4 separate regions of the Mus musculus genome follow, and regions 1, 2 and 4 are each linked to region 3. A link is a loop called in an ENCODE intact Hi-C map of the cell type or tissue named here. Cell type or tissue: heart. All regions are shown on one strand. Region 1 overlaps Arid1b (AT rich interactive domain 1B (SWI-like)). Region 2 holds the start of Gm34507 (predicted gene, 34507). Region 3 overlaps Arid1b (AT rich interactive domain 1B (SWI-like)). Region 4 overlaps Arid1b (AT rich interactive domain 1B (SWI-like)).

Region 1 (8,000 bases), 130 kb after region 3:
ACTGTACTTAGTCATCTGAATGCAAAGGAAAGAATTTTAACAGTGTTACAAAATTCCATATTACATTATACAGCATGGTTCAAACCCACTCAACGTCCTACAGCTCTAAATTATCTTAAGAGCTACAATGTCACAGGCAAGCCAGTCTGAAATAGCAAAATAACTGGACAGCTCCAAAGGGAGCCCTTAAAAATCTGATCCAGAGCCGCGACCAGTCTGATTCGCCATCGGAGGGAAGTTCTTCTTTTAAAATGTTGGTTTTTGTTGTAATTTCCCAAATACACAATTAAAGAGAGTTGTGTCAGAAGCCAAGAGCAGCTAGAGGCTTGAATACAAGGAGCACGTGGACCCTGTATAAATAACCACAGGTTTCTTTCTCTGTCCTCAGAGTCAGTTCGAGATTCCAGAGCTCAGCCTCACGAGTACCACAAACAGCCCCAGCACCACGAGACTTGTACACACAGACCCCTGAGGGACTGATTCTTCTCTTTATTGGTTTCTTTGCCTCATAGATGTTTTACTGAACAGCGCAGGGTGCCGGAGCCTATTCTAACATGGCACTGTGCACTATGAACACACAGACACCCATAAGGCAAAGCCCAGTCCTGTTCATGAGCAAAGTTCTGAAGCTTTGTTCAGTGGCTAACCAATGGGAGGTTACAGAAGAGCCTTTGTGCTTTGTTACTCTCTTATATTATATAGGCATTTTACAGAAAAAAACAACAAACCAGCACATGTCCTATGGAAAGAAAAACTTAAGACAATGTCCTTTCAACTTTTAGAGTAAACATGGTTTCAAAGAGGGACGATGAATGAGGCAGGCCGTGACTTTTAAAAGGTCATCCTGGTAAATGTTAAGTTTCCACTGGAAAAAGATTATGAAACAGACACAGGCTGCTAAGTCCTTCCACGCCAGCCTGAAGCCTCCCGTGCAGTGCATCCTAGCTCTGCACTTACTCCAATCACAACGGAAGCTGCTTCATGCTAGTACATTTATATTCTTTTTTATTTTGCTTTGGCTTTTGGTGGTGGTGGCTCTTGTTTTTGAAGATGGTTTCTCTGTGTAGCCCTGGCTGTATTGGAACTCACTTTGTAGACCAGGCTGGCCTTGAACTCAGAGATAAGCCTGCCTGTGCCTCCTGAGTGCCAGGATCAGAGGTGTGCACCAGCATGCCTGACTTTTGCTTTGGTTTTTACATGCTGGTGATAGAGCTCTGGACCATGTACACTCTCCACAAATGCTCAACACTCATCTACTCCCACCCAACAGTTATTGAGCTTTTAGATGTACTGTAAGGAGAACGACAGAATTCTCACTAGCCACCTGCCACGTTACTTCACAGCTGCCCTGGTACATGCCCAGCCACCACAGACTCTCCTACTTCTCTGAGCAGCTGCCCTTTACCGAGTTCACTAATTACTGACCAGTGGACATCATCCACTTTCTGGACTTTAAAGTACCTTTAATTTTCACTACAGATCCAAAAGCAGGCAAAGAATAACCTCTAAGGAGTGTCTTAAGATTTACAGTCAACAGCACAGATTACAAAACAGAGAAAACATGCTCAGAACACACAGGCTATGTTTATAGTCTATGAATTGGGTATTACAAAATACAGGTAAATTTTAAACTTTCTGAGTGAAGGCAGACAGATCAAAGGCCAAATGGAAAACAGGAGACCACACAAGATATTCCACTCCCAAGCTAAGCAGTCCCAGGAAGCCCCCAAGTGAGGTCACTTGCTGCCAGTGGCACTTTCCTGTGACCCAGGAAAGAACACTTTTTAAAAGCAACAGGAGGGCGGATGCTCCATTCTTCTGCTTTGATTGTTTTCTGATCATGGGCTAGGTGGCCTCTTTTCACTTCTAGGAAATTCCCTTAAAGGAAGAGCTCGTGATCCTTAAAGCTGCCAGCTCTCCTCCACCACCTCCTGTAGCAGCAGTGAAATCAGTCCCCTCATGCTGGCCTGAACACAGCAATCCACACAAAGGCCTGCCGTGCAGCCTACACAAAATGGGAGAGAGGAGCACACAGCAAACACACAGGTGCACTAGCCAGGGAGGAAACCACAGCACAGGGGCACAGCACTGTGCTGTGTTATTCACGGCTACACACATACATACACACACACACACTTACTTTATCTCTGAAAAATGGGGTCTTACTTTTGCATTAAGCAGTTACATTCTTATATATTTTACAGAATTACTTTAAAACGGGTGGGCGGGGAGATAAGGAGAGAAAAGAGCACAAGTGTCCTCCATCCCCAGCAAAGGTAGAGTTCGAGGCTCTCCCCACCTACATGGCCTATTCCAACATGCCTTCCAAAGGGCTCTGACTCAGAACCTCAGCAAACCCCTCCACATAAGTTCCCATCTTAGTGGACTCCCACCCTACAAATGAAGAGATCGCAGCACTGATCCACAAAGCCCCTTACATTTAGCAGCCGATCCCAAGGAAGAAAAGCATCCATATTTTGTTAACGTTCAGTCCAACGTGAGAATGCTACAGTCCAAGATCAGCCAAAGAGCTCTAATAAAAACACATCGATTCACATTGGCCAGGCCAAAACGGTCTGCTATAGTGTGCTCAAACACCCTCGCCATGTCCACCCCTCTGCCCAACAGTTTCCATTTCCAAAGAAGGAAGCAAGTAAGTGCTCCTAGTGAGAGCTGATTCTGTGCACTGGGCCAACTTCAGAACGAACGAGCAGGATCTTTCCCGCATGGGCTAAGAAGTGGGGCAAGCTCGAGTCTGCCATGCAGGGCCATAGCCAGGGCTACCCATTAAAGTCTGCCAGAAAATAGTCTTCAATTCCAGGAGGTGACTACCTGCTATGGCCAACATAAAGACCCAAGTTCAAATCCCCAGCATCTACAAGAAAAGTGAGAAACAGCTCTGCTCACCTGTGACCCCAGCACTGGGGGCAGAGACTGGAAGATCCTAGAGATTTGGTGGCCAGGCAGCCTAGAGAAAGTAATGTGCACCTGTTTGCTGACAGACCCTGTCTCAAGGCAACAAGGCCAACAGAGGCCTCCATGTGCCCACACACTGACATGCCTGCACCACACTCAGGACACACACAAACATAAATTAAATGTAAAGAATACTTAAAATTGCAAAGGACCTCACTTTGTGTAAAAACATCCCAAGAATGTCACAAGGCATGTGGCCGTGAGGCCTTGGGAAGAACAGTGCAAAAGAACGCTTTAGTGCATCTTCATCTGAGAAAGCACGTGAATTGCCTCCCCTTGTCAATCACTGTCAGGGCCAATGACATGCTTGTCCCTTCCTTGGGGTCCACCCGACTGTGACAATCGGCTTATCAATCATACGCCATAAGCGCTTTAGCCACTCCCTCCCCACAAGACACACATGGATGCTTGCCTCTCCCAGAAGACACCTCTCCAGGGGCAGACACCTCACTTCTTCTGAAGTGCCCCAGGTCTTGAACTGGGCCACCCATTGACCCACATACTGCAGGGAACAGCCTGAACAGCATTCACAATGAAGACTCCACAGCACTGTTCCTCACTGTACGGATGTCTAATAGCACAAGCAGGCGATGAGTCTGCCTTGCCTCCTTTAGCCCTGGCATGCTAGTATGTAAAACAGCACCCAGAAGAGGGAGGGAGACAGAAAACAGCTTCCTAGGTGCTGCTGTGGGGAGGAAGAAACAAATGGATACCTTCAGAACAATCTAATCAATAATTCATAACAAAAAATGTAAAGCAGTGTGCACACTCCCGAGGATATTCTGGACATAGTTTAAGAAAAATCCTACTGGACATAAAACTCTAAAAACAAAGACTAAATGTCCCAAGTTGTTGACATTTAATAAATATGTCCAGGAACCCAGTGCCCAATTAATTAGTTAAAGTATAAGTAGTTAGGCATAGAAGTTTCTCTCTAACAGATGGTATAACAGGCTTCAAAGGGGAAAGGAAATTAAACTCTAAAGTTGGCTCTCTATGGCTACTCTAACAAACATCAGACCAAAAGAAAGATGCGCGTGGAGGGCCAGCATCAGCTGTCTCTTCCTTAGAACAACAAAACCAGAACAGCCAGGCAGCAGGGCCTCCCCACACTGTGCACCCCCTCTGCTGAGCTCCATTCCCAGGCCAGAGCAGGATATAAAAAGCCTGGCCTCGTGCCAGCTGCCAAGACCACACACACCCAGTATTTTTAACTTAAGGAGGCCTAAGGATCAGGCCACCAGGAGGGCACCAGGAATGTACACAGAAGCTTAGCAACCTCCAGCCAGGATGGCGGTCTGCAGCCGAGCTCTGCAGCGGAGCTCTTTCCCAGCTCCCTGCTTGATTCCGGACCTGCTCTAACAGTGGCAGAGCTGTGAGAGACAGCATCTTGAAAGCTGATAAGAGTGAGTAGATGGTTCACGCTGAAAGAGCACGCAGGGTTTCAAAGACCATATGCAAAGCTCTGTAAACAGCAGCAGGAATGCTAAATACTGGCCGGCAGGCCGGCAGGCCGGGGAAGCTGGACTCTTTATTTTTCATTCCTGACACAGAAGGATACAAAGTTGACTTGTTATAATTGCTCTAACAGTTTGCTGTTGTTGTTTTTAGTTTCACACTGGTCTTGGCACTGGGCCACACATACAGATACTATGAAGCTGTGCCTGTAGATAAAATTCCTGATTGCCCTACTACAGTTAACTTATTTTCTGGGTTGCTTAATAAGTATGAATCAGAAGGTTCTTTTTCCATTCTGTTCTCTATTGCTAAAAATTGCATTAAACACAAACTTTAGTAAAAAAAAAAAAAAAAAAAAACCTTTTGCCTGTGATACATGCCATTCTGTCTTTCTCTGAGGAGTGAGGCTAGCCATATCTGTTAGATTGTTAGTATCAATTATGAAAACATGATTATCTTCCAATAGGAGTAGGTGGAGACCAGCAAGGCAGGGCTTCAATCAAGGAGCCTGCAGCTTCCAGCATCAGGGAGAGCATCAGCAGGCAGCAGGCAGAGCTGCAGCCCTGAGGGTCTACTCCCACCACAGAGAGTATCCTCTGGGCCCAGCCTGTGGCCCTTGCCTTCCTGTGGTGCTGCTCTGCTAACCCTTGTCCCAGTTCACCTTAAAACTGTCCCTTCCCACCATCCCTCACAGCAGCCCCCCTCACAGGCACTCAGCAACCCTAGCCTGGCCTCCTGTGGATGGGCAGAGAACCCACTGGCCTAGAGGCTGTCCTCCCAGCCCTACCCTGCACACCCGAGGGAGCAATCACTCTGAAAGCACTGCCTCAGTACCACGAACTTTCTCCTGGCTAATCTACACAGAGACAGCCCCACCTCACACAGCTCCTCAGGCCAGGGCCCTGCCAACAATCGACCCCGCAGATACTTATCTCCTGAAGTCCCCTCTGGTCTTAATGCACACACTTCTGGAGCCAGAGTGTTACCAGGTGGCACACTGAAACCCAAACATGTAGACAACAGTTTGTAAGAGAAGCTCTTACTAAAAATGTCTCTACAGGTTTCCATAAACAGATCAAGGCTCCTGTTTATAACTATGTATGGACCCCCACGGAAGGAACAATGAAAAGGTAAAAGTCTAAATCTGTGAGGGCAGAGAAAACATGAGCTGGGGTAGCAGCAGGCAAGAGGTCAAAGAATTTTTGGAAGGAGAAAAGCAGAGAGACAAGCGATAATTAATGTTTTAATTTGTTCTAGGTGAGAGGATAAGAAGCAAGCTAATTAAAGCACGAAACCCCAAAGACTCAGGAATCAGGGTGGTGGGAGCTGGACAGAAAGACCTGCAATGAGGAACACAGAGCCCCCTTCCCTGTCCTCACCTCAGGCAGAGGAGGACTGCCATCTGGAGGGCCAGCAGGAGAGGAGCCATGGAAACAGTGTGGCGGGGAGGGACACAGCAGACCCCCCTCTCTGAGAGCAATGGATACCTTAGTGGGAGAAGCATGCAGACAACACAAGAGGGGCCTCAAAGAAAATGGCTCAACTCCCACTCCGTCATCTAGTCCACCAGGGCAACTGGTCAACCAAGGACACAGAACTTTCTCTTTGAAAGTAGAACCTTACAGTCACCGGTTTCTAAAGCTGTGTAAAGGCAGATGAACTGCTGTCTTCCTGAAATGATGATATCAGAAAAGTTTGTGAAGAAAAACAAGTCTATACATAGTGAAACTGTGAAAAAGAAAAAAGTAAATACAGCCCCTAACAGGACGGAGGGGAGATTAACAATACCTGCCAAGAAATAGGGGGAAAGATAAACAGGTGACGAGTGGGGGATAATGTGAAAGTAAGGAGTTAATTAACCCAGGGTTAACCAATAAAACTTCCAAGGGTCACAAAGGAAACTATGATGTGACATTAGCAAAGAAAATACCCACTCACCTGCCAACCACACACACACACACACACACACACACACACACACACACACACACGGTTAACATTAGATGAGTCTAGAAAAACAAGCGGGAAAAGACAAATTTCAATTCAACACATCTGAAGTCTCCAGAGAAGGAAAAAGGAAGGCAACATACAAAGGACGAAGGCCTGGACACCTCCACAGACGCCCTGCGGGACACACAGACGGGGAGATAGAGGCTTCAGGGTAGATTATTGCCAACCTCCACATCTATGTGCTCAAGCAAAGCCACCTGACCCTCTGATACTGGGGACACTGGGGACACTGATCCCCACCACCACCACGCCTTTCAAAGAAGCTTCTCCAGGGGTGTGCCCCCCAAAAAAGGGACACACAAAACCCATGCATGGCTCTCAGTGGACAAAGGACTTAAAAAACTAAGAAAGGACTTGGATGCCACCTACTCACAGACACACAGGATGCCAGCACCGTCCGTGAACCCACTGGTCGAGTGGCCCAGGAGAAGTCCACTCCACTTGCTGATATACCACAAGAAACTAAGTTAATTGAGTTTGTCCCTGCTGCCATAGGCTGTATTAGTTCTGGATTCCGAAGTACAGACAGCAGCTTTCAGATCCTCAAAGAACAAAGAGATGCTCACCATGACCATGAGAAACGTTCTCCTCTGTCCAACTGACTGGCCCCACCACACTCAAGGGGCTTGGAGCTGGGCTGCAGCCGGTGCCTACATCTGAAGTGATGACACTATCATCAAGGCCAGCAAACAGGAAGCTGAGCCTGTGGAACACACGGACAGCCTTGAGTCCTACACAGCTGGACTCACATGAACACTGATGGCTGAATTACGTGACAGAAATGGCAGAGAAGGCAAGAGGAAGAAAGGGAACCTGGTGCCAAAAAGAGGACGTTTTCCCTCATACTGGAGTTTCTTTGTATATTTCCACAACATTTACCTCATCTTAAACGCCAGCCCAAACTGGAGAGCACTGACAGCACGCTCTGGGCGCTGCCTTAGATTTCTGTCAGGGTCCCATTGCCCAATGCGAAACTCATCAGCACTGAAGCCCATAGTGTTAAGTGGGAATTCTCTGCTTGACTGTCATAGAGGCACCATGGCTCTCTGACGCAGGCCCAGTTCAACATCATTTCTCAGGTGGAAGAAAATGAGGTCAATAGAAGCCATGTGTTACTTTTGAAATGTCCTCTGAGGAAAACAACTTTAACAGACGCACATTTCTGATCTGTGGAGGTGGGATTTTCTCTACTCTGGAACCTAGTGCTGCTTCTAAATGTGGAAGGACAGTATCTCGTCTTAAAAATATAAATAGAATAAATTTAACTTTACTCAACTGAGTTATTGAGATCAATTTTAGATGATTTCCCCCACCCCGGCTTACTCCCTGAGCTGATGCAGGAAAGCACCAGACCAGGATACAAATGAAAGGGGAACATGGGGAAGGAGGGCGAGACTCAGAAACCGGTGCAGAAGTCTGTAAGAAAAAAGAACGGAAAAGACAAGAAAAGAAAAGCCTAAAAACCTTTAAAGGCTGATGAAACTTGAAACAGCTTGCTTCTCACGCAGACCTAGAACAAGCCTCTCTGACAAGACCAGGGTCTAATGGGACCTATT
Region 2 (8,000 bases), 280 kb after region 3:
CCTAGAGGGGTTGAGACCCACAGGCTGAGAACCGCTGTCTTAGCTCCATGGGAATCGCAAGAACTTTTCCTGGTCTGAATAAGGATGTTGACAGTGTGAGGCTGTCTCTTCTAAGATGACTTCGGCCTGGGACTGCTCCCCTACAGAGCCCCCACCTGAAATTCGCTAATCAGAACCCAGGGCTGCTGGTGTGTGTCCATTCAAGTTGCCTCCTAACCTTGCCTGCTTTTTTGTATAGGTATGTGTGTGTCTGTGGTTTCCTCATTCCCCTTTGATCTAGTAAGGTTAAGTCCAAAGCTGTTCAGGTCCTGGCAGGTCTTACTCCTCAGGAGGCATCCTCTTTGGGTTTTGAAGCAAGGCTTCTCACTACCTGGAGCTTGCCAAGTAGGCTAGGTTAGCTGGCCAGGGTGCCTCAGGGATCCTCGTCTCCATCTCCTCCGTGATGGAATTAGAAGCAAACACTACCACACCCGATATTTTTATCTGGGTTCTGGGAATTGAACTCAGTTGCTTGTATTTGCAGAATAAGAATTTTGCTAATAGCCACTTCTCAGGCTCTGCAGTGCAGCTTAAGATTATTTATTTATATTTTATGTATATGAGTATTTTGCCTTCATATATGTAGGTGCAGCATGTGTGTGCCTGGTGCTGAGTCCCTGAAGCTGGAGTTACAGACAATTGTGAGGTGACTTGCGGGTGCTGGGAACCAAGCTAAGCCCTCTACAAAAGCAACGGGTGCTCTTAAATGCTGAGCCATCCCTCCAGCCCTGAACTATAATTTTAATGACTGACTACATATTCCCTTGCTTTCCATTTTGTGACCCTGCCACCATTTATTTAAAATTCCTGAAGGTAGGCATTTATCTTGTCTCCAGTGAGTTTCATCTCTTAACAGAGATGACTAATACCTTTCCCTGTTTCTAAATCCACTCATGTCTTCACCAGTGAGAAAGATCCTAATGGTCAAAGATATTTAATGAAAACATCGGTTCCACACTTGTCTCTCTCCTCCTTTTCCAGGGAGAACCTCATTGTGCTATTTAGTGTCTCCCCAACTCCCAACCCAGAATTTTCTTGGCATTTTTCATTTCGTGTAAATTTTCTGAAATTCCCATAAACTGCCTACAGCCTTCTTTGCTTGCTTTCTTTTTTTCCCATGGTTTCTGTTAGTCCATATTCTCTATTGTATTACATACAGAGATGTAAATGTGTAATACAATATTACTTAGCCCTATTCCGTTCCTATCACACATTGATAGGAAACTCAACGTGGAATGGCTTTTCCTGTCATCTGTGGCTGGTCTCCACCGTGCTGCTCAACAGACCAACCTTTCACAAAGCCCAGCCTATCTCCCTTACTCAGTTCAAGTGAACAGATCTTTCTGCTAGCTTCTCAGGACTTCATTCTTGCTACCATACACTCATCCAGAAAAAAGTACTCCGTGCTTAATGGTGAACACCGAAGGGCCTAGGGCAGATACCAAAATAATAAACCTTGGTACTCATACTCTGGGATCCTCCGCAGCCATTTTGGAGATGGTTAGAAACACAAGCACATACTTAAATTATTTCAGAGCAGTGATCGGGGATATAGTTCAGTTGGCGGAGAGTTGCAGTTGCTTAGCACGCAGGGGGCTCTGGGTTCCAGTCCCACCATCTCAAAAATAACAAAACAAACCAAAAAAGACAGCAGCACATACAAGGTGTCAAATGAAAACCTGACGTCTTATTTTATACATGTTTTCACTTGGGAAAGTCAGTACTTTTTCTGAAAGAAAGGTGAGTGGGATTCTGCCCAGCTGCTGGGGTGAACCCCAAACTTCTACCCCGAGCCACGCCCCCAGCCTCTGGGCCATGCTGATGACCGCCCGGCTGAGTCCCCCTAACACACCCTAAGCTGATGAAGACACCCAGGTCTGAGGAGTCACGGGGACTGAGTGGACCTCAGGCGCGATCCAACCCCACTCGCTGCCCACGTTTCCCCGAGTCCGGTCTAGTTTTTACATCTTCCTCTCTCACTGAAATAGATACGCAGCCGCCTCCAGATTTAGAACAGGAGCGATGACTACTTCACGAAAGCCTGGAAAATATGACTTTTCCAGAGACGGTTCAGGTCGCTCATACATCTTCAGGTCCTGGCAACCGCAGACATGGCTTTGCCCTCGGCCGAGCCTTTGCCTCCGGGGCCCCGCCTGGGAACTCGGCAGCTTCTCCAGCCTGGTGGAGGACGCCGGAGCGGGGCCTTTAAGCCACGCCGTGTGATCCCCACCCCCTTCCAGACCGGGTTTTGCCGCCCGCCCGCCGCGTTCCCGGAGCCGAGACAGGCGTCGCGGAGGCCTCGGCGGCCAGGGGTGGCGGCGGTGGTGTGCGTGAGGGCCGCACCGCGCACGCGCGCCGGAGGGGTCGCGGGCTCCTTGCTCCCCCGGCTCGGTCAGGCCGGAACCCTCGCGCGGCCGCCCCGCCCGGAGCCGCCCGGAGCCGCCCGCGCCCGGACTCGCGACGGCCGGGCGGGGCCTGTTTCCTCGGCCCCATGTCCTCGGGCTCGCAGCCGGGAAGGAACATTCCTGGCTCTCCCCGCCCCGCTGCGCCCGTTCCCGCTCCTCCCCCGCCGCGTGTTTTCCGCCCCAGTAAAGATCGTGCCACACAAATAAGCCTCGGATGCCCTTTGCCGAGCGGGCCATTTTCAGGGCGCGTCTCCGGAGCCGCTAAAAGTCTTGTTTTCTCCCCAAAGTGGAAGGTGTGGGGGGGCGGGGGTGGCTGGGGCCGCTTCCAACTGCTCCGCACGCTCGAATAGTTGTCAGTAAAATCAAACTGACGTCAGCCGGGGGCGGGGGGGGGGGAAGATAAGTCTCTTTTGTTCTCATGTTCTCCCCCCTCCCCTCCCTTGCCATCAAAGGCAAAAAAATAAAATAAATAAATAAATAAAAATAAAATAAAAATTAAAAATAAAAAATTTTTTTCTTTTTGGAGGGTGGAGGGAAAGACCAAAAAAAAAAAAAAAAAAAAAAAAAAAGCGGCGGGGGGGGGGGGGGAATGCCGTGCAAAAAGATAGCTTCCATTAGAGCTTCTGCCCGGGCGAGGGGAATGTTTAATGAATGCATCAAGTCTTTTGATCACCCTCGCTCGGCTGGGTTCAGTAGTGCCGGAAGGTTAGTTGCATATCCTGTGGCTGATCTGAAATTCGATCAGCAGAGAGGGTCAAAGAAAAGAAAAGCATTTTAATGGGAATCAATAGAGGAGCATAGGTCTTGGAAGGAAATACGTGTTGATTAAAAATGCCACAAGATTTAAAAAAAAATGTTCAAGACCCGTTTAGAGAAAACGAGAAAAAGGAAAAGCAAGGGAGGGAGAGAGGGAAGAGAGGACAGGGAGAGGAGGGGGGTGGGGGAGACCCTTAGCAATCTATTTTCTGTGTGTGCTGCTGCCAGAGAGGCAGTCGGCAGACCAACAGTTTGTGTAATGCTTCAAGCTACAGCGGGCAAATTTAAAGCTGTATGCTCAGAACAACATAATAAATACTTATTGAAAATGCATTTCTATTTCTAAGCGGGGCTCACTCATGCATTATACAAAACACCCAGGGCTGCAGTAGCAGTCACAAGGGGACGAATAAGGTATACTGTGACTCGAGTCCTTAAAACTAAACTATGGGGCTTATAACAGTTGAGAGCAGAAATAAACAAACAAAAATTTTCCCTTAAGTCGAAAACTAACAGCTTTGAACAAAACCAAAGGCTTAAAATGGAAACTTTGAAGAAGTTGTAATTTTAAAAATATCTTAAAACTGTGAGGGTAAGGAGAAGGGAATGGTAGTAGATAGCATATTGATTGCCTTACAGAGTGGAAAATTATTGCCCTGTAGGTAGGGCAAGTGGTCAGCAATGTATGTATACAACAGTTGAAGGGTTTATGGCTCCACCTACTACAGAGAAAAAGGAAAAACAGCTTTCTAAAGCCACGCTCACACCCACCCACACATAGACTCTCTCACTCCTGCCTGCCTGGTCTGTTGGAAGAGAATCAATAGTATTTAAATTTTTACATGTTCAACAAAGACAATCCCTTCCTCATGGAGAGAGCAGCCCAGGAACGTGTGCTGGGGCTTTTCCTTCAGAAGAGTTTCAGCCGCTCCTTACTGGGCTCCTGGGGGCCAGGCCTCACTCTTCACCCACAGCTTTCTTATGCTGAGGGCTTTTTATTTTATTTTTTTCTATCTCTATAAAGAATATACAAAGGGATCAAGAAGCATTTTCAGTGTAATTTCCCTTGGATATTCCCAATAAAATTGTTTATTCAGCATCTCCCCATACTAAAATCCTTATGTCCCAGTCTCTTATGCAGCATGGTTAATATTTTCATATAGTCTTTGAATGTGACCGTGCTTTTCATAACTGTTTGATGTGTGGCCCATGATAACTGAGAATGTAGCACAACACATTTGTAGATGACAATGTCATGTGACAATGTCAAAAGGTTGGATACTCTGCTTTAAATCATCTCCAGTTTATATACCTAACACATCCTAAATGTCATACTATGCTGTACTGTTTAGTCTGTATAGCAGGGTGTGTTGGCATACAGTGAGGTGAGGTTAAGGAAGGGCTTGCAAATCTGAGGTGAGCTTGAGTTATATAGCAAGGTCACATCTAAAAGGGAAAGAAAAGGAAAGAAAAAAATGGAAGAGGAAAAGAAAAGAGAAAAAAAACAGAAGAAAAAAAAAGATTGTTTATGGATGGATTGACTCCATCATAGAAGCTATAGATATAGGAACCAAAGTGTTGACTGCCTTTAATTTAATTTGATGGATGGAGGGCCCATCAAAATTAAAAATTGTTGTTTACCACACACAACTTTAATTTTTTAAAACCTTATTTTTAGTGATGGTTCTTAAATGCTTTACTCCCCCCCCTCCCCCCTTTAGCCCACCACCCACCAGAGGTAGTAGAAAAGAAAGGATTTGGGGTAAGTGGTCCTGTTAAGAAAGGTTCTTTGGAGCAACTCCTGTTTGTGTTTTCTGGAAGTCACAGGTTAGCAGCAACAGCAGCTTGATCCACTCACAAACACCTCACAGATACTCCAGGAGTCCAGTTTAGTAGAGTCAGGATAGCAAACAGGAATCAGCAGCGGTGGCAGGACCTAGCAAACAGAGTTAGGCCTCAGCCTCAACAAGAGTCAGTAGGAGGGACCGACAGGAACACCAGGAGAAGCTCTGGTTGCTCTGCTTTCTCAGAGAAGCAAAGATCAGCAAAGACTTGGGACCCATAAGTGTTGCACAGCTAGCTGTACCAGCAAGCCACGCTCTGCCTCTGTTACTCTGTGGAGTCCTATTTATACCCTCCAAACATCACGTGTCCTCCATGTGCCTTGCCTCAGAACGTCTTGCTTCAGCACGTGCATCCAATCAGTCTGAGTCCATGGAAGCAGCAAGAAACTGCAGTACACCACCAGAACCAATACATGTATGTTGTTAGTAAAGAAACCTTCATCACGTGTCCTTTTATATGCTTGTTTTAGCAGAACATCCTCTCTCCAGTGTCTGCTTCAGTGAAATGTTCCTTCATGAGTCTGCCTTAGTCTCTCACACCCATGTCCATGTTCCTTCATGTGTTTGCCCCAGCAAAACATCATCTAACTGACTTTCCAACAACCCTTAAAATTTCCTCTTCAGCCATACTTCATACCTTAAGATCTTTTTGTTGTCTTTCAAAACAGGGTCTTGTGTAGCTCAGGCTGATCCTGACCTCACTATGTAGCCAAGGCTGGTTGATATCGGCAATCTCCTATTTCTAGCTTTCAAGCACTAGGATTGATTTCAGGCTCATACCACAGAGTTATATAATAAGATGCTTTAAAAAAATCCTTTTTGTTTTTTTTTTGGTTTTTTTTTTTTTTTTTTTTTTTTGAGACAGGGTTTCTCTGTATAGTCCTGGCTGTCCTGGAATTCACTTTGTAGACCAGGCTGGCCTCGAACTCAGAAATCCACCTGCCTCTGCCTCTCGAGTGCTGGGATTAAAGGCGTGTGCCACCACGCCCGGCTAAAAAAATTTCTTAGCAACTCTTTTAGCATTTCTTTTTGTTTGTGTGTCTTTGTACTATGTGTGTGTACATGCACGATGGTTGTATTTATGTGTTTGTGTGTGATAATGTTTACGTACCACGGCGGGCATCTGAGTAGAGGCCAGAGGGCATCAGTTCTTGCCTTCCGTCTTGTTATGGCATCTCTCTTTGGCTCCATGCTGCCAACTCCAGGCTAAATGGCTCACAAGATTTCTGGGAGATTCTTCTGTTTCCCATCTCCGTGTGAGACTGCTGGGATTACAGTCTTGCGGTAAAGTGTCTGGCTTTTACATTCCGGGGATCTGAACTGGGAACTCAGGTCATTCTACTTGCACAAAGACTGCTTTGTACCTGCTTAAAACAATACTGAGAGCTTCGGAGGCAGAGGCCATATCGCTGTTCTCATCCCTAATTCCACGGGTGCTGCCTAGAACAGTTTTGCATGTTGAAAGTAAAGCTAGCTAGTGGACATCTTTGAGTTAATAAGGGCAGACGGTGCAGTGCTTGGATTCCAGAGATGGAAAGTATGGCTTGGTAATCTCAGGTTGCCAACTTAAGTTCTTTAAAGTCCAGAAGCTTCTTTGGTAAAATGGAAAAAGTATACTTACCTGCTAGATTCATTTATACGATGAAACAATGTATGTGAAGTGCTTCATCTAATGTTCATATGTAACGTAGAAATAATATAGTTGTGTTACATATGATAAATAATATGCATGCATCTATCATCTATCTGTTTTGTTTTTATTACAGAGATTTCTCCATCCCTGGAGCCATGCCTCCCTTAACCACACTCCTAAAAAAATCTATTATCTATCTAATCTATCTATCTATCTATCTATCTATCAATCAGTATGTGTCTATTTATTTATTTTATGTGTATGGGTGTTTTTCCTGAATCCATATTTATACACATATGTGTCTGGTAGCCATGGTGGTTACAGAGGTTAACATATGGCCTAGTCTAGAGTTACAGATGTTTGTGAGCTGCCATGTGGGTGCTGGGAATTGAGCTCTGGTTCTCTGCAAGAACAAGTACACTTGACCATGAGGTCATTGCTTCAGCCTCCCCCTCCCCCGACCGCATGTGCTTTACGCACATCTTTATGATGTCTTTCTTTGAATATGCAGCAAGCATCTTGTTGCCTCCTCCTGAATTTCTTGGAATCCTGGCTCTTGAGACATTTCCTCTCAGGACATGACTGTAATCTTCAAGACTGAGGAACTGGGTCTAGGTGAGATCATTTGTAGGTGGGCTGGTTGATATCATGCAATCTGCTTCCAGCAGTGTTCCAGCAGCCAGCAGATAGCATCGACCTTCAGCCTTGACAGTTGCCCATCTGGTTTTTCCCTCCTGTTTAATGCCAGCTGCTGTCTAATCCCAAATCAGAACTACCCAGTTGAGCTCGCCCACAGCGCTGTGAAGAGTCAATAAATAATAAATGTGTAAGATAGGCTGTGCACCAAATGTGCACTCCAAATTTTGTGTGTTGGAAACTTAATAACCAAAATCTTGTGCTAACGGCTCTTGAAGGGGTGGAGCTTTTGCAGCTTCATAAGTTGCTGAGGGAGTGGCTGTGTTGTAAAACACACTTGCTCTGTGCTATTGTGGGATGCTCTCTGCCACATTACGATCTAGCAAGAGAGCCTACATCCGAAACTGAGCAGATGTGGCTGCTAGTCTTGGATTTCTGGCCTCCAGAACTGGCAGCTAAAGAGATTTCTCATCTTTATAAATTTCTTGGTCTTAGGTGTTTAGTCGTAGCAATAGAAAATGACAGAGACAACTGGTTTTTATGACATTTTTAAATTTTATGGTAAGTACTAAACCCATTTGTTTAATAAATATAGATGGAATAACCTAGCTGCTTGGTAGGTTTTTCTTGAGCTCATTCTTCCTGTCCCTGCTACTCTTCACCTACAGAAAGCCTGATAGCATTGAT
Region 3 (8,000 bases):
TGGGCCCCTCTGTCTCCATGTTTTCCTGGGAGGAAGGAAAGCACCTGCACATGGAATTGGGTATGAGAATGGCTGTGGGAGCCTTGCTCATCTCTCACTGACAAACACTGGAAGGATGCCAGACATCCTCCAATTGGTGAACAGATAAACCAGGGCTGTGGGACCCACCGGTGTTAACAGAAAGCTACACACCAACACAAAGTAGCTGACTTTAACTACAAGCAGCAACATGGGTGAGCTGGAGCTCTGAGGAGGGAGCCAGCTGAGGGGCTAGCTACTGTGTGATTCCATCTATCTAGAAACACCAAATCTACAGGGAGAGGAAGTGGGTGTGCTTGTGAGGATCTGGTGTGGAGAAGGGGCAGACTCTGAGGGGCATGGAGAACCTCCCTAAGACAACAGAGCATCCTCTTGTGATTGTGTAAATGTTATTTTCAGTTTATAAAACAGCAAACCACAGTCCTTGGAAAACGTTAACGATTTTCCAGATGTGATTAAACCACCAGTATAGTCACATCCTCAAAATGCCCCTAATGTCCGACCTGTAGTACTTTCTCTATTGTCTTGATAAAGTGCTCTAGAACACTGGGTTAAAGCTTGAGTGTGGCTGGTGGCACACACCTGCACTCGCATCACCCAGGAAGCTGCAGCAGCAGGACCCAGAGGTAGGGACCAGCATGGGAACCAGAGTGGGCCAGGTTAGGGTAGGCTACACAAGGAGACCCTTTCTCAAACAAACAAAAATCAACTAATAGTTTATACAAATTTTTCTATGAATTAGAAACTGCTCTACTTTTATTTGGGGGTGTGTGGGGCACTTTGGGGCTTTTAAATGGTTCAGTTCAGACAGAAATGCCTATAGGTTATTTTCTGCAACTAGAAAAAAATCTTTTGTCTAACACACACACTCTAACACACACACTCACACACATACACACACACTCACATACACTCACACACACACTTTTGTCTAACAAAAGATTTTTTTCCAGTGCCCAGAATTGAACTCAGAGCTTCTTGCATACTAGAAATCTAATCTGTTCCAAACCTCTCTGTAATTTTGCAAAAACTAAACATAAACTGCAATTTTAACATGAAAAATAGTAAGTCAACCATGAGGAAACACACACGCACATGCACACGCACACTCACAGGCACACACTCACACACACACTCACACACACATTCTCACACACACACTCTCACACACACTCACTCACACACACACAGACACACACACTCACTCACACACACACACTCACACACACAGACACACTCACACACACACTCTAACACACACACTCACACACACACACTCACACACACTCACACACACACACACACACACACACACACACTCACTCACATACACTCACACACACACACACACTCCTATAGCTAATATACTAAGCAGTATGCTCAAGGTTAGACATGAGAACATTACATCGCCTTCAGGTCTAAAGCACAAATCTATACTACCTCTTCCAGGTCACTCTCAGACAGTTTACAACACGAGTTTTATAGTTCAAACCTTAAAACAGAAAGGCTCTCAAAGAATGCTATATTTACACTGTTTGAAAGGCAGTCCCCTATTGTACATCAGGGAGGTGCAATGCAGAACTCAAGAGTACCAAGCTTGTGCCCGCAAGTGGCTTTCTATTTGGAAAGCAATCTCTAGGAGAAATGTTTTCTACCACTGATACCAGAGAGTCTGCTCACTGGAGCCCTGTCAACACTTTACATTAAGTAGACTCAATTGCATTCAAACAAATTTTTATAGCCTTTGAGTTAAGCGTGAGATTTCTGAAATAGACAATATATAACCAAACATAAGAAGGAAATGGTCACTTGGGGCTAAGGTTCATTTGTGTCACATCTTACCAGGCATCACTGTTTTGATGAAAGCTACCTTATGTCCTGGCACAGTATAGTCACACATCACTGATTTTTGGGTAGGGAGGGCAAAAACCCCAAACTCCACAAAGGAGTAAGTACTGAGGAGGCCAGGTCAGGGGCATGACCTTCTAAACATGTACTCTCGAGTTCACTGACAGGCCTGCACAGACAGACATTTCATATGCAATGTGAGCTTGATGCCGTATTTACTTAAGAGGGGGAGGCACTCAACTATTAGTAATACAAAGCCACTATTTAAAAATGGGGGGAAAGTTCAAAATTGAAAATATAATCTGAGACAACTGCCTACACTTGAATGTAAAATCGGTCAAATTATGCATTTGCTTCCTAGCTCTTCCAAAATTTCAAGGAACCAGGGAAACAAAATAATTTCAAACTCACTATGATATCAGAGAGGCAGCTTTACAATATGCTATAAGAGAATATACACAGAAATTGCATTTAGAAATAGAAGTGATTAAAATATCCCAAACAGATATGTCTTCTTTGATTTAGTATTTAAAGTCTAGGATGCTCCATATAACGTTCATAGTTTGATACACCAATAATTTCTGGGCTGTTTCCATCAATGGGGTCAATGTAACAGTAAATACAGGTGGGATGAGAAAGGAAGCTGTTTTTATTAAATTTATGTTACAGGCACTGTTACAAATTGTATCCGTTTATAAGAATTTTTCTGCTTGCTTTTCCATTCCTCCTGAGATACAAGAAAATTAAGTCTTTCTACTAACTCAGTATTCACAAAGCCAAGGACTTAAATGCCTGTCAACCCACAACTTATTGACCCCATCAGTTTCATGACCATTATACAAGCTCAAACCCTAAAAAGAAGGGCTGGAGCCATGGCTACTTGGTAAAGAGGCGGCTGAACAAGCACAGGGGCCTGAGCTACAGGACACACCCATATTCAGATGCCAGGGAGATGGCTAGGCTTGTGCTCGAAGTATGGGGGGGGGGGCGGGGGGGGGGGCTTCAGAGACAAGAAAACCCCGGAGAAAACTGAGTTCATGCTTTGTGGGTCTCAAAAGCTAAGGTGCAAAGATACTGAAGAAGACACCAGTGTTTCCCATGTGCACCCACGATAGAAATGAAAACTATCCCCAACACACACACACACACACACACACACACCAACCTCTTCTAGTATGTTGGGTGTTACTGCATTCATGTAGTGAATGCAAGCCCAAACAGATCCACACGTGCATGATAAGCGATTTGCGTCTAGGTGGTTTTTTTTTAAGGATAAAGTGTAGTAGTATACCCCGGCATGCAATTCACCTCTCTTTACAAAATGTCCAAATCAACTGGATTTTATTTAGCTTAAACTTTGTCAAATGGCAGCAGTGAGCAGCAGTAATCAAGGTTAGCAATGTCCATACTATAACAATCTTTCCTAATAGAATATTAATTGTATACACATCATAAACATACTTGTGTTAAAATACCATGCACGTGCATAGTAAATATGAGGCATAAGCCCAAACAAAATGTATTCTGCAAAACACTTGTTGCTCAGAGTCTCTTTAATAACCTTTGTAACAAACTTTAAGTGTCAAATTTCCAAAATTAAGCTACTGGGTCAGGAAATATCCGTCATGTTAATGATTATCAATAATTCACTCTTCATAGTACCAACTGCATTGACTTTAAAAACCATTCAGGCTACAGATCACAGTGGAAATAATTTATCAACTAGAGGCTCTGGCTGATTAGTCCTCTAAGTCTGGTATATGTATGTCGACTAACTTCTTGTATGTGTCATGCAGGTTACTTGAAAGGTCTAAGGTTACACTGCTATACCATAGAAGGTGAGCAACAGAGAGCAGACAGTGGCCTTAGGTCTTCTAGACAGATTAGTCTTATTCTCCAGAAATGTCTTTCCCCCCAAATCCTCTTAGCATTTACTAACGTAGTAGAGGCTAGAAAGTTGTCTCAGTGGATAACAAACCCTGCTGCTTGTAGGTTCAACTCCCAGGTCATATGTAATCCCAGTTTCAAGAGATCTGATGATGCCCTCTTCTGGCCTCCATGGGTACCAGGAACAGCCGCTGTGCACAGACATGCAAGCAGGCAAAACACCCAGTAGCATAAAATAACTTTTTTTTTTTTTAATTTAAGAAGGTACAGACAGGAGATGAGACGCTACAAAAGCTTAGGCTTTTTCTGGGATTTAAAAATGCTATGAATTAGTTTTCCCATCAAGGAACCTTGCACTTGGTTCCAACTGGTACTGCACAAATGTAGTTAGGGTCTTTGCCTTTGGCCCTACCCTCCGCTCCAGCCACTCTTGCCCTCCATCTCGCCTGTCTTGGTGCACAGCTTAGGCCTAAGGCCCGCCCCCTGGCGCCCCACCCACTGCCTGCCCCACTGGCCCCACCCCATCACTCCACCCCACCCTACTTTCCAGCGGCCTTCTGGTCTCCCCATGGCCCAGCCTACGGGAGGGGGAAGGGGGGGTGTTGTTTGATCCTCCCAGACTCTGGGTTTTGGGAGTCTACAACTTTGTCTCTTTCTGCAAAGCAAGTTTCAACCGGCCCCGCTACAGTGGGGGAGGGCCCTTTCCTCAGGGGCGGACGGCTCCAGCAGGGATACAGGGCAGCCGCTCGGCCCTCGCCTCGGCACTCCTCTCCAGGGACAGGCAGAGGGCGCGGGAGGGTTTCGGAGAAACTGGGAGCACCGCCGGGAGCGCGGCTGCGTCAGCAGAAACTTTGGGAGTGAGCCCTCTGGGGTGGGGCCTGCACAGCCCCGACCGTGGCTCGATGGCCAGGCCTCCCACCGCGGTGCCTGCCGGGAGCTCCCCACCCGCGGCTGCGCAGTCGCTGCTTCCCCTCTTCCTCCCTGGAGGAGTGCCTAGTCACTCACTGGCCCGCGAGCTGTGGGACACACTGCGCTAGGAAAACAAAGAAACCCCACGCACACGTTTCCAGGATAGGGAACGTGAAAACAGACAGTGAGACTTAGGGTGCCCCGCAGGTTAGGCTTCTCAGGGCTGCCATTAGGCAGCCAGGCAAGCTGCAGGCCCAGGTATCCAACCCAAGGCCCTGCTGAGCGCTCCCTTATGCTTACCGGGTTGAATGGTCAAATTCTCTAAACAATCCCATTATGGTTATATATGTGTGTCACGTATAGCCACAAATCCCAAGTCATTACTTTTTGGAAGAAAATTAAGTAATCTGAGAGCTTAGCAAAAACAAAAGCACCAATTCACCATTACTATTTTTTGTCACAACCAAGTGCTATATATGAAACTTTTGGATAATGTTACAGATATTTAAAGAAATGAACACATGATTTTAAATGCTGTTACTGTTGTCATGTTGACGCAGCTCACCTAGGCTCTGCAATGTGGTACTTCTCATTCAGCCATATCTAGTCTGTATAGTACCAGCAGGGTCAAAGGCAAGCAGGCATGCTGACATACTATGAATTAAATCATTTGTACACTTGAAATGTTAGGATTTGTGTTACTAGAAAAGGTGATACTTAGTAAATTTACCTAAAATGGGCAATCATACAAATTGCTTTGGGCAAATTCTTCATCAGTGAATGTTCAAATTTTTCACCCCATTTGTTCTCCTACAGATGATTTTCACAGGAATATGCTTCAGTATTTTTCAACTTTATTTCAAATTTTTAAAATTTTGAGATTTTTTGATTAAAAGTTCACTTTTTTTTTCTGACATTATTTGCCCTCCTTCCAGCCCTCTAGCCTTTTCTTCCTTTTCAGTCCTCCAAATGGTACCAAGTTGTACTACCTGCACAGGCTATGAGGTTAAGGAATTTTCAGATGTTTCTGGGTTCAGTAAATTACTACCTTCCTTCATTTGTGGTTAGGACAGTAGTGAAATGAACGCAGGCTCCGTCGGGGTGCAAGGAACACATGGTCAGGTATTTTACAGTGCTACACATTGTGGTGCAGCCAAGAAGGCAGTCAACAGATAGGCAAACTCGGGTCTGCAGTCAGGCTGCAGAGGGAAACCAAACACAGAATCGTGGGTAGTGATGAATAGGCCTTTGGAGCTGGGCAAGGAAAGCACTCAGCATGCAGTGGGGATAGAACCTAGCAGAGCCCAGGCAAGAGGCAGCATGGAGGACCACGCCCCCTCACCCCTCTTCCCAGGTAGATGCAAAAGGCTACAGTTCAGAACTTCACATGCTCCTCGTCCTCCATGCCAAGGGAGAGGTACTTGGCAAAGCATGGGCCCTGGAGTAAGAGGGTGTGAGGTTATATTTAACTCCTTCAAATACTGACTTTGTGTCCCTAAGACAGTTTCTTAGCGTCTGTCCCTGCTATCTGCAGGTGGTTGACAGTCACTTCATGGCTGTGAGGTGACTTAAATGGAACTTCCTTAGTGCTATCTTTGAGCATGACAAGACCAGTCCCCAAAACCTGCTTTCAAACTCACCCCAGCCTAGTCCTTTTTCAGTGCCTTGCTGAGACTGCTCTCTCCTACATCCACACAACAGTAGAAACTGCAATAGGATCTCCCATCCACTCCTCGGGGTGCCTTATGGTATCCTTGGCAAATCCAGATTTCAATTTGTTGTTCCACATACAATGCCAGAGAATACCAAAGGATCTGGGTCTAAACTCCTTAGTTTAGGTAAAAGGGCCAGGGGGAGTCTGTTCCTAATCTGCCCTGTGGTTTCACTCCCCTAAACTCATTACTGGATGGTAATCACGCTCCCTAGTGACTTGTGCAATAAGGCAACTGAGGTCTTTCCGCCCCTTTATCCAATCAGGCCCCTTCACTCTCTGTAATCCTGCCCTTTGAAAGCTGCCAAGGCTCCCCTGATCCCCACTGTTAGAATGTGAACAGTGCTGGGCTGAAGCAGCAATTCCATTTCATGCATAACTATGTATGTATGCATATATGGTTATGTCACTTGCAGAACCTCCAGCAGTGCCCTGCAGAGGGCTCTATCTAGTGAGCACTGTGCAAATGAGGACATCTGGAAACCAGGAAGTCTCACACTCCAGCAATGCCTTGTAACCTCATACTGGTGAGAGGGAAGCTGAGGCCTAAAGATGACCCTCAGACACCACTCACCTGTAGCTACATTCTAGCAGCTCTAAAAGGAGAGTGCTCATCGTCATAAAAAGAGAAAGTTATAAATTGTTTTTGAAAAGTCTTCCCTTCTATGAAGGTCCATTTCATTTCAGAACAGTTTAAACTCTAAACATTTGCACCACAACAGAAGCAGCAGGCAGAGCTGCGTTTACTCCCAACTTCAGAGCATACTGTGGATGTGAGGGTCTCGCTGTTAACAGACGGGCTCTTTAGGAAGACCAGCACAGCTTTGTCTTCAGATAAATGACAGCAACCTCAGGCGACACCCCAAGGTTAAGGAGCAGTTTTCAGATGCCCATGAACTTGTTACGTTTGTGGCTTTTCAACCAGTACTACACATGCCCAACACAGCAGTGGGCACCTTGCTTTCTTTGAGACAGTTCTCTAAAATTAGATACCACTCAACTGACAGCCTGACACTCTTGAGGAACAGAGGATACAATGAATACATATTCTACAAGATTAATTAGCTTCAGGTAAAAGAAACTGCAACCAAAACAAACTGGAAAAAACATTATTTCTCCTAAACAGACATTTATAGACTGGAGGTTTGCCACTTAAGTAGCCAAAGAAGTGTCACCCCATTCTGCCAGTTCCAAGGCCCTCCTCAGTCAGGGGTGATGGCTGGAAAGGACCCAAAGCCACCGCCGCATTCCCACAAGCTTCTCCACAGAGCAGAGGCCTTACCAACTAGAGCAACCAGTGGAAAGTGGGTCCACAGGCAGGGGAAATTCAATTAAGGCAGAGTGTGGAATTTGTAGAAATATAATGCAATCATGTAGGTGTTACATCATTTTCTAGTAGCCACATCAAGAAAAATAAAAGAGGAAAAATGTTCATTTCAGCACCACGTATGCTAAAATTGGAACTCGGTAGAGAGGATGCACACAGCCCTATGCAAGGATATCAAGAAAATTGGTCATGTGTTCTACATTTAAAAGAAATAAGAGGAGCTGGTTCTAATATTTCTTATTTGGACCAGTGTACTCAAATGTTATTGTGACATGTGTT
Region 4 (8,000 bases), 120 kb after region 3:
CCATCGGGTGACATCAGTGTCCCCAGGCTGAAGCGCGAGGGGATAAAGCAGCTTTATCCCTCAGCACTGTGCTTAAACCTCATGCCTCTCTCTGCCCTAGTCGGACCTGAAGGAGGGAAATGACTGATGAATGTCTACCAAGTCACTAAACAATACAGACTGAAAATCAATGCCTAAAACTGAGCAGTGAGAATTGAAAAAGGATGACAAGGAAGATGGGGAGACAGGATGTGATGATGTACCAAACACCAGGTCCCAGCGGCTTGCTTTAACATATTTAACATTCATGCTCTGCTCAACAAAAAGGACACAGATCTGAGGGGCCAAGGCTGAAGTCCAGAGTCTACCCCAGCACTCCTTCCTACCACCACACACTTCAGGATCACAGACATCAGAAAATCACGGTGGACATCCAGAGGGTTGTTTACTCAGTCTCAGTACCTTCTAAAACTAAGGACAGAGAAAAAAGGGGAACCTTGTTATTATGGTTATAACATTCAAAAGCACTGTGCGAGACTGCTTTCCACCCTGCCCGCGACAGAGGTAAACAGAACCCTCTGTGGCGTTTGCTGGGGGGTTGCTCCGTGTGTTCCCTTAGCAAGCCCTTCTCTAATCCGCCACCTATGGCCTGTCTGGCACCGGGCTAGCTAGGTATTGCAAAGAACAAGACATGAAAATAAGCTATGGTATTCCTGACCTGCAAAATGTCACCACCTTTGTACACAATAAACACGAAGCCAGGAAAGTTATTAGATTCAGCCCTGCTGGTACATCTCTGTTAGCAAGTCGTCTTTCTTCTTGCAGATTATCAAAAGGGTAGAGGGCTCACTTACTTTCTAGTCATCAAATTTATTGAGATAAACTATAAAGGCATTTCTAGTGTATTAGAAACCCAAAGGTTCCACATATTAAAATACAAGAATGGAAATCTCAACTATAAAACATAAAGAAAATTGCCAGTCAGGGGAAGGAGAATCATTACTAAGGATGGCTACAAGAGAATGAGATTTAGTAAAACCTACTATTTCTGATTTGCTCCAGAGTCCAACATAATACTTTAAAAAATTAGCATACAGATTATGTTCAAACACAGCACAATTCTTATACACCTATCCATGTGATGTATGCCCCATGTTAAATATGATTTTCAAGGGCTTTCTATTTTCCTGGCAGATTGAGAATTCATGTTCCATGGATTCTAAAATACCACACAGATTGATCTTTGACAAGACTTAGTTCAAACAAGCTCTTATAAATAAAGCTAGAAAGCACAAGAAAAATGTAAGCTATCGAGATCAAAGACAGAGACTGAGCTTTACCTCAGTTAATTAATGTGCTACTATATCTGCTACCCCAAGCCCTAGAGTAAGGGTATATTCAGGTATGCTCAGCCTCTGGAGCCAGGGTGCTTTGCATTCCGCGTTAGGCTGGGTCTGCCATACACAGCCATCTCACAGGAAGCTGTGCCCGAACCCTGCCTCAGCCCTCAAGCCCAAAGTAGGGCTCTGAGCTTCGCAGCACTACAAAAGGGCACTGCTGGCACAAGCAGGAAGGATGGTGTTCTCCAAAATGCACAAAGCTCTCCCCAGATTTGTCTGCTGTCACATGAGAGAATGGGGTCCAGGCCAGTAGGGGCATTCTAGCCACCAGCTGTCCTTCTTCAAGGACACCATAATCCAGGAGTTAGATCTAGAATTGCCTAGGTAGACGAGAGCAAGCATGGGTAACACTCCCACAGGGATGGTGACCCTCTGGGAACGACGGGCATGGGCATCCTTATCCATGGCTGGCCCTGCTCCAGCCTCACAGCTTACTGCACCATTCACAACAGAGCTAGTAATAGTCATAGCTGTCAGTTGTTATGTTTTATAACAAGAAACACGGAAATGTTATAGAAGTGATATTCTTAAAATATTTTCAACAGGTGTCTAAAGTTGCTAAATGAGACTCTACAACTTTCTCAGAACTAATTTTTCCCACAAGATAATGTCACATTTATTTTTGTTTTGTTTCTAAGACTCTCTATTAAGGAATCCATTTTAAAGTTCACTTTTGACAAATGTATCTCTTCATATCCTATCTGTCATTAATTCTTGGTGGACTTCTGCTCACATACCGTCAAGTCTGATATTAGTGAGAAAAGCAGAGTAGACACGGTCCCCATGTCCAGCCAACCCCTCAGACAGCCAGATCAATATGAACTATAGAGGCCCTTAGCTCACTGTTTTCAGTAAATTAGGTTTATTTGGATTACTGACCTACAAACTCATTAAGGATGGAATTCTGCCAATATTTATAAGGCAAATATAGTAAATTACACTGAGCACTTTAATGTACATAAATGTACAAATTAATCTAAAAAAGAAAGAAAAAAAAACCATAATTATTCCTCCCTTCTGACAGGCAGAGCCTGAAGCAACAAAAGAAGAGTGGCCCTCTTCCTGAGCAAGGCCTGCGAATGTCGGGCAACATTTGGGGCTTGTTGTTTGTTTGTGTTTTGTTTTATTTCTTGGTTGTACAGGAAGTATCATTAAGGAAATTTTCTAAAGTTACTATGAGAATATGGCCTTTGACACAAAGTTGCAAGTCTTTAAACTCATTTTTAAAACATACAAATATTTCCTACAATGAATGTCAATTTAAAAGAAATGAGCATCCTGAATGGAAACAGATATTTTAAGGAAGACTTTTCAATGAGTAATTTTTACAAGCTATGACTTCCTTAAAAATGTGTATCACCATGATTGCTATTCTGAGACTGACACCTTTTTAGAACAATGTAGCTGAATTCTTTAAAATCTTCCTATTCCACACTGATATAATAGAAAATACCACAAGAATCATTAAAACTATAACCAAAATTCATCTTTAAATCTTTTCTTTTAATCTCCTCATACCCCTCAGAGACACAGTCCTATGTAGCTCAAGCAGCCCTGGAACACTATGTAGCCCAGGATGGCCTCAAACTCACAGAGATGCACCTATCTCTCTGGCTTCTGAGTGCTGGGATGAAAGGTGTGTGACACTAAGCCCAGCTTTTTAAATATCTAAAGAGCTATCATATATAGTTCTGGGTGGCTTTGTACAAAAATAACTAATTCACTATTAAGTTTTGTCTTAAGTATCCCTCCACAATGCTTACACTGGCAATCTACCCCTCGTGGCCACAGTGAGGTGGCAGGAGCTCACCCTTTGGGGAGTAATTAGATAGTCAGCTTTAAGGAGAGACCTTTTACATGAGACTTCAGACCCAGGTGGCCCCCTGTCTTCCAGGTGCACATGCAGAAAGCAGGGGCCACGCATCAGGAAACAGGTCCTGGCAGCACATTGGTCTTGGACTACCACATTGAAAGAATAAATGTCTGTGGGTTACCAGCCGCTCCATCTGCAATGATTTCCACATACAAACAAAGTGGAAAAAAGATCACATGTCTTTCTGATCATGACCCTACTTGGGTACTACTCAAGTACTTTCTGATGCAGCTGGTTAGGAAATCACACATTCCAGTGTCACATCTAGGCCACCCTTCCACAGCAAACAATGTGCATGCACGTGTACTATCAAGATGAGGGCAGGACACCCCCATCCTGCTCAGCCCAGTTTGCATCCATGTAAAGGGGCTCCCAGCACACACTCCTGCCCTTAGCAGGTAAACCTTCTAGCCAACACCAACCACCAGCTGTACCTCCGAGCCCACCAGGGCACCCGGCCTGGCCCTCTGCCCTCCACAAGCACCTCTTGCACAGACTTTGTCCAGTGAGATAACTGCCTGCCTGTGCTGCTTTCCAGGAGCTCCAGCAATGTCCCGGACAACAGTGTCAACTGTGGACATCTGGGGAGGAAGGGGAAGGAGGGTTCCCCAGAGGATGCTCCAGCACACACTCCAGAAAGTCCACAGCTACAGAAGCAGTTACAGGAGGAGTACAGGGCTGATGGATGACGGTATGAAGGACAGTCTGCCCAACACACCCTTTGTCAGGAGCCAAAAGTGTGGTAAGTGCTGAGAGCAAGGGAAGGAAAGGAATGTGCCAATGGACCACTTACACACACACACACACACACACACACACACACACACGGGGGGGGGAGGGGGTGGAGAGGGAGGGGAAGGGGGAGGGCGAGGGAGACCCACATATTGTTAATGGGAAATATCTCTGAAACAAACAGCATTATAACAACTCTTTTTTAAAAAAAAAAAAAGATTCATTTATTTATTATATGTAAGTACACTGTAGCTGTCTTCAGACACTCTAGAAGAGGGCGTCAGATCTCATTACGGTTGGTTGTGATCCACCATATGGTTGCTGGGATTTGAACTCAGGACCTTCCAAAGAGCAGTAGGTGCTCTTAACTGGTGAGCCACCTCTCCAGCCCATAACAACTCTTATTATGCTGTGTGAGATGTGTTGTGTAGGTCAGTGACATTACAGGACAGACTGTGATCACAAGTAATTTTAAGATGTCTGCACAGAGAGTGAAGTATATTAAGTCATATTTAAATGAAGTAACTTCCAAGACACAAAAGAGACCGCATTTTCAATTTATGTGAACAATCAAAGCCACTGGTGGGGGGGGGGGGGGGGGGAGGCAAAAAACAACAACAACAAAAAACAGAATATACATGACTCTTTGAGGCTGTTGATTATATTTAATGTCTGTAAAAATTCTGTTTATTGGACAGATTGTCACCCACAATTGTGTACATATTCACAGAAGTTAAAAAAGTCTGTACGGAGCAGGAGAAAACCCCAAGCAGACCTGAAGGTACAGAAGAAGCCAAACTTCTACCTTTCTGACTTCCACATTTATAACCTACAGAGACATCTGCAGGAAGGTAGCAGGTTCAAGCTCACATCTAGAGTCATTCCCTCCTAAACAAAATGGCAATACTGCTTGCTTCTGGTTGCCCGCTCTGTCTGCTCTTCTAACAAACTCCTGAGTACAGGAACAACTGCAGCAAAATGTGGAAGCCATAAACAGACGGACAGACAGTGACTACCTGAGCTGCTTACATGCAGTGGACCAGAAAGGCTGGCAGGGCACAGGAATTTGATGGCCCTGGATACAGGCAAGGGCAGAGCGGCAGCTGGCGGGCACAGATGCGAGGGGCTGCGAAAGGGATCTACAGCCTAAACATGGGAGGAAGAAGCAACGACCAAGAAGATCCTCTCCCATGAAGTTCAGCTTGTCCTCCCTCATCCTGGAAGAAGCCAGTCTTACTCCTGTAAGATGGCTAAGCGGAGGCCCCAGAAGCACTGCTGGAACCCACCAGCAGCAGCAGCTGGATGCTAAGATCCTCTCTGTTAAGAGCATGCCAGCATCCTCTGCCTGGGTTAACACCAGGCCAAACCAACAGAACAGATAGATATAAATGCAAACTTAGGAGGGACCAACTTCCATCCCCTCTCCACACAATCGGCAACCAATGCCCAGCAACCCAATCTCTCCTCAGAAACTCAGACAACCTGAGATTTCTTGGTAGTTTAAGAAAGTACCTAACATAAAATAGAATTTAAAAAACAAAACAAAACAAAAAAAAAAAACCTAAAAAGAGACATAATAGAAGAAAATGAAACTGTGTAAAACAGAGCACAGTCAATTATGTTTCAGAGAAAAATGGTTTTCTGAAATAAGAACAGGATTGTATTAAAACAAACAAAACAACAAAGAAATTAAGGATAAGAAAGGGAAGGTTTGAGGAGATGAAAAAGAGCTTTTGTAAATTAAATATATAATGCTGGAACTGGGAGTCATCTACAAAGGGTAACCAAGAGGGAAAAAAAAAAAAAAAAAAAAAGAAAAACAGAAGAGAAATAGCCCTAAGCCCCAAACCAGAAGCAACAGCTACACAGCAGGCTGAGGCTGAGGGGTGCTGGTGCTCACTAGGGCCCCACGGAGCACACTGAGTCGACATCCTAACAAGAACAGTAAGGGAAGAGACTACAAAACATGGAATAATGAAGGGTAGAGATAACGTTGGAGATGAAAGAGTCCCAGGGTGTTTGTGTGACTCAGAGTCAGGGTGCATGGCCAAAGAAGCGGCCAGGCTGAGATGGAGCTCAAGGACACCAGGAAGTCAGAAGCTACACCATTGTGGGGGTGGGGAGGCACAGAGAAATAGCAAAGTTTAGGAGCAAAACCAGAAATGGCTTCAGATCCCAGGACAACATAAGTGGTTAAGATGGTGTCTTAGTCAGGGTTTCTATTCCTGCACAAACATCATGACCAAGAAGCAAGTTGGGGAGGAAAGGGTTTATTCAGCTTACACTTCCACATTGCTGTTCATCACCAAGGAAGTCAGGACTGGAACTCAAGCAGGTCAGGAAGCAGGAGCTGATGCAGAGGCCATAGAGGGATGTTCTTTACTGGCTTGCTTCTTCTGGCTTGCTCAGCCTGCTCTCTTACAGAACCAAGACTACCAGCCCAGAGATGGCACCACCCACAAGGGGCCTTTCCCCCTTGATCACTAATTGAGAAAATGCCTTACAGTTGGATCTCATGGAGGCATTTCCTCAACTGAAGCTCCTTTCTCTGTGATAACTCCAGCTGTGTCAAGTTGATACAAAACTAGCCAGTAGAGATGGTGAGGACCACTTCCGAATGCTGGCATGGTGGTACACACCTTTAATGCCAGCCCTTGGGTGGCAGAGACAAATCTAATCCTGCTACAAAGCATGTTCCAGGTCAGCAGTGGCTAGATAGTGAATTCCTGTATCTAAAAATGTAATCATATGTGTGTGTATGTAGGTGTGCATCAATTGGCTTCAGAATAACGTGTGTATAAATGTGCACATATATGTAAGTATATGCACATATATGTACACACATGTATACACACACATGTTCATGGAATGTGACTTCCAAAATTCTCTTCTCAGTCATTCTGTAATTTGCATATGAAGGTAAAATAAAGATAATTCTCCAACACGCAAGACCTTGGATTTACTTCTCTGTTCCATTTCTGAGGGACCCACTAGAAGATGGTCCTAAGGACACAGAACAGCTACAAAGGACCCAGCCCAGTTCAAGAGATGACAGCAAATGTCAATCCAAGGATAAGCCACAAAGAGCAAGAAGAGAGACCTGTGGAACATAAATGACAGCTGACCCAGCAGACCCAAAGTACAGCACAGCACACTGTAGGGCAGTACACTCTGCAAAGGGAATGCAGGCCAGCCACTCTCTGCTGAAAACCAAAGACAATGTGGGTAAGCTAATAATAATAAGCTATTGCTTGTTTCTGCTTCTTTTACCCAGTCTGAACATCGGAAACACAGCCGCGGTCAATTCCAACTTAGCATCAGTGTGTGCGGAGAGAACCAGAAGAGCAAGGCCTCAAGTGGAAAGCAATGCTAAGCGGCTTTCACCCAGAGGGAAAAGCAAGACACAGCATGTAAGCTGAAGGTAACAGAACAAGGTGTACCTCAAAGATGGAAGACTTACCAGAAGACTCAGCGAGAGGTTGAAAGGGCTCGTACAGGGGAGGGGCCAAAGGAGGGAGGACAGTGATTACGATCTCTGATGGCCACAGCTCATGTCCTGCTTAGGGTTTCTTTAGCTGAGATGAAACACTGACAAAAAAGCAAGTTGGGGAGCAAAAGGTTTATTTGGCCTTCGGCATTGCTGTTCATCAATCACTAAAGGAAGTCAGGACAGGAACTCACAAAGGGCAGGGATCTGGGAGGCACCAGCTGATGCAGAGGCCCTGGAGGGATGTTCCTTACTGGCTTGCTTTCACTGGCTTGCTCAGCTTGCTCTCTTATAGAACCCAGGACCACCAGTCCAGGCATGGGCCCACCCACAATGCACTGCAACCGTCACCATTAATCACTAAATAAAGAACTATCATAAAGGCCAGTCTATAGGAGAAAATGGAGACATTCTCTACAGGCTCCCTCTGCTCCACTGACTGGGGTCAAGCTGACATAAACTAGCCAGCACTACAGAACCATCAACCTCACTTACCATTTTCACAAATCACCTTGGTATAAATAAAAAC

What was found. Hi-C counts contacts between places; a loop is a spot of excess contacts. Peaks named below come from ENCODE experiments on the same cell type or tissue, not always from the same donor. Only the 100,000 strongest peaks of a DNase experiment are listed, where the experiment ranks them.
Region 1: a loop joins it to region 3, with 2.1 times the contacts of the local background. A loop is called at or near these places in 2 of 42 quality-filtered maps.
Region 2: a loop joins it to region 3, with 12 times the contacts of the local background. A loop is called at or near these places in 11 of 42 quality-filtered maps.
Region 4: a loop joins it to region 3, with 2.0 times the contacts of the local background. A loop is called at or near these places in 4 of 42 quality-filtered maps.

The regions. Positions count from the first base shown.
Region 1 is chr17:5,054,740-5,062,739 of GRCm38, reverse strand. The region is part of intron 2 of Arid1b (AT rich interactive domain 1B (SWI-like)); the gene reads right to left. Among named protein-coding and RNA genes, the nearest start is that of Arid1b, 64 kb to the right of the region's middle. In heart, CTCF peaks have their summits at 4,215 and 5,848 (motif pointing left); a DNase peak (open chromatin) is centred at 4,179; H3K4me3 peaks cover 1,252 bases; H3K27ac peaks cover 899 bases; H3K27me3 peaks cover 121 bases.
Region 2 is chr17:4,902,691-4,910,690 of GRCm38, reverse strand. Gm34507 (predicted gene, 34507) reads right to left here and starts at 2,369. Exons shown (of 3, transcript NR_166049.1): 1 at 2,020-2,369. In heart, CTCF peaks have their summits at 2,237 and 3,139; DNase peaks (open chromatin) are centred at 1,890 and 2,470; H3K4me3 peaks cover 2,372 bases; H3K27ac peaks cover 2,486 bases.
Region 3 is chr17:5,186,545-5,194,544 of GRCm38, reverse strand. All of the region lies in intron 4 of Arid1b (AT rich interactive domain 1B (SWI-like)), which reads right to left. Among named protein-coding and RNA genes, the nearest start is that of Gm34854, 34 kb to the left of the region's middle. In heart, CTCF peaks have their summits at 3,950 (motif pointing left), 4,555 and 6,838 (motif pointing right); DNase peaks (open chromatin) are centred at 3,964, 4,624 and 5,934; H3K4me3 peaks cover 1,374 bases; H3K27ac peaks cover 1,844 bases.
Region 4 is chr17:5,070,767-5,078,766 of GRCm38, reverse strand. The region is part of intron 2 of Arid1b (AT rich interactive domain 1B (SWI-like)); the gene reads right to left. Among named protein-coding and RNA genes, the nearest start is that of Arid1b, 80 kb to the right of the region's middle. In heart, no CTCF peak of the experiment used is centred here; a DNase peak (open chromatin) is centred at 3,816; H3K27ac peaks cover 397 bases.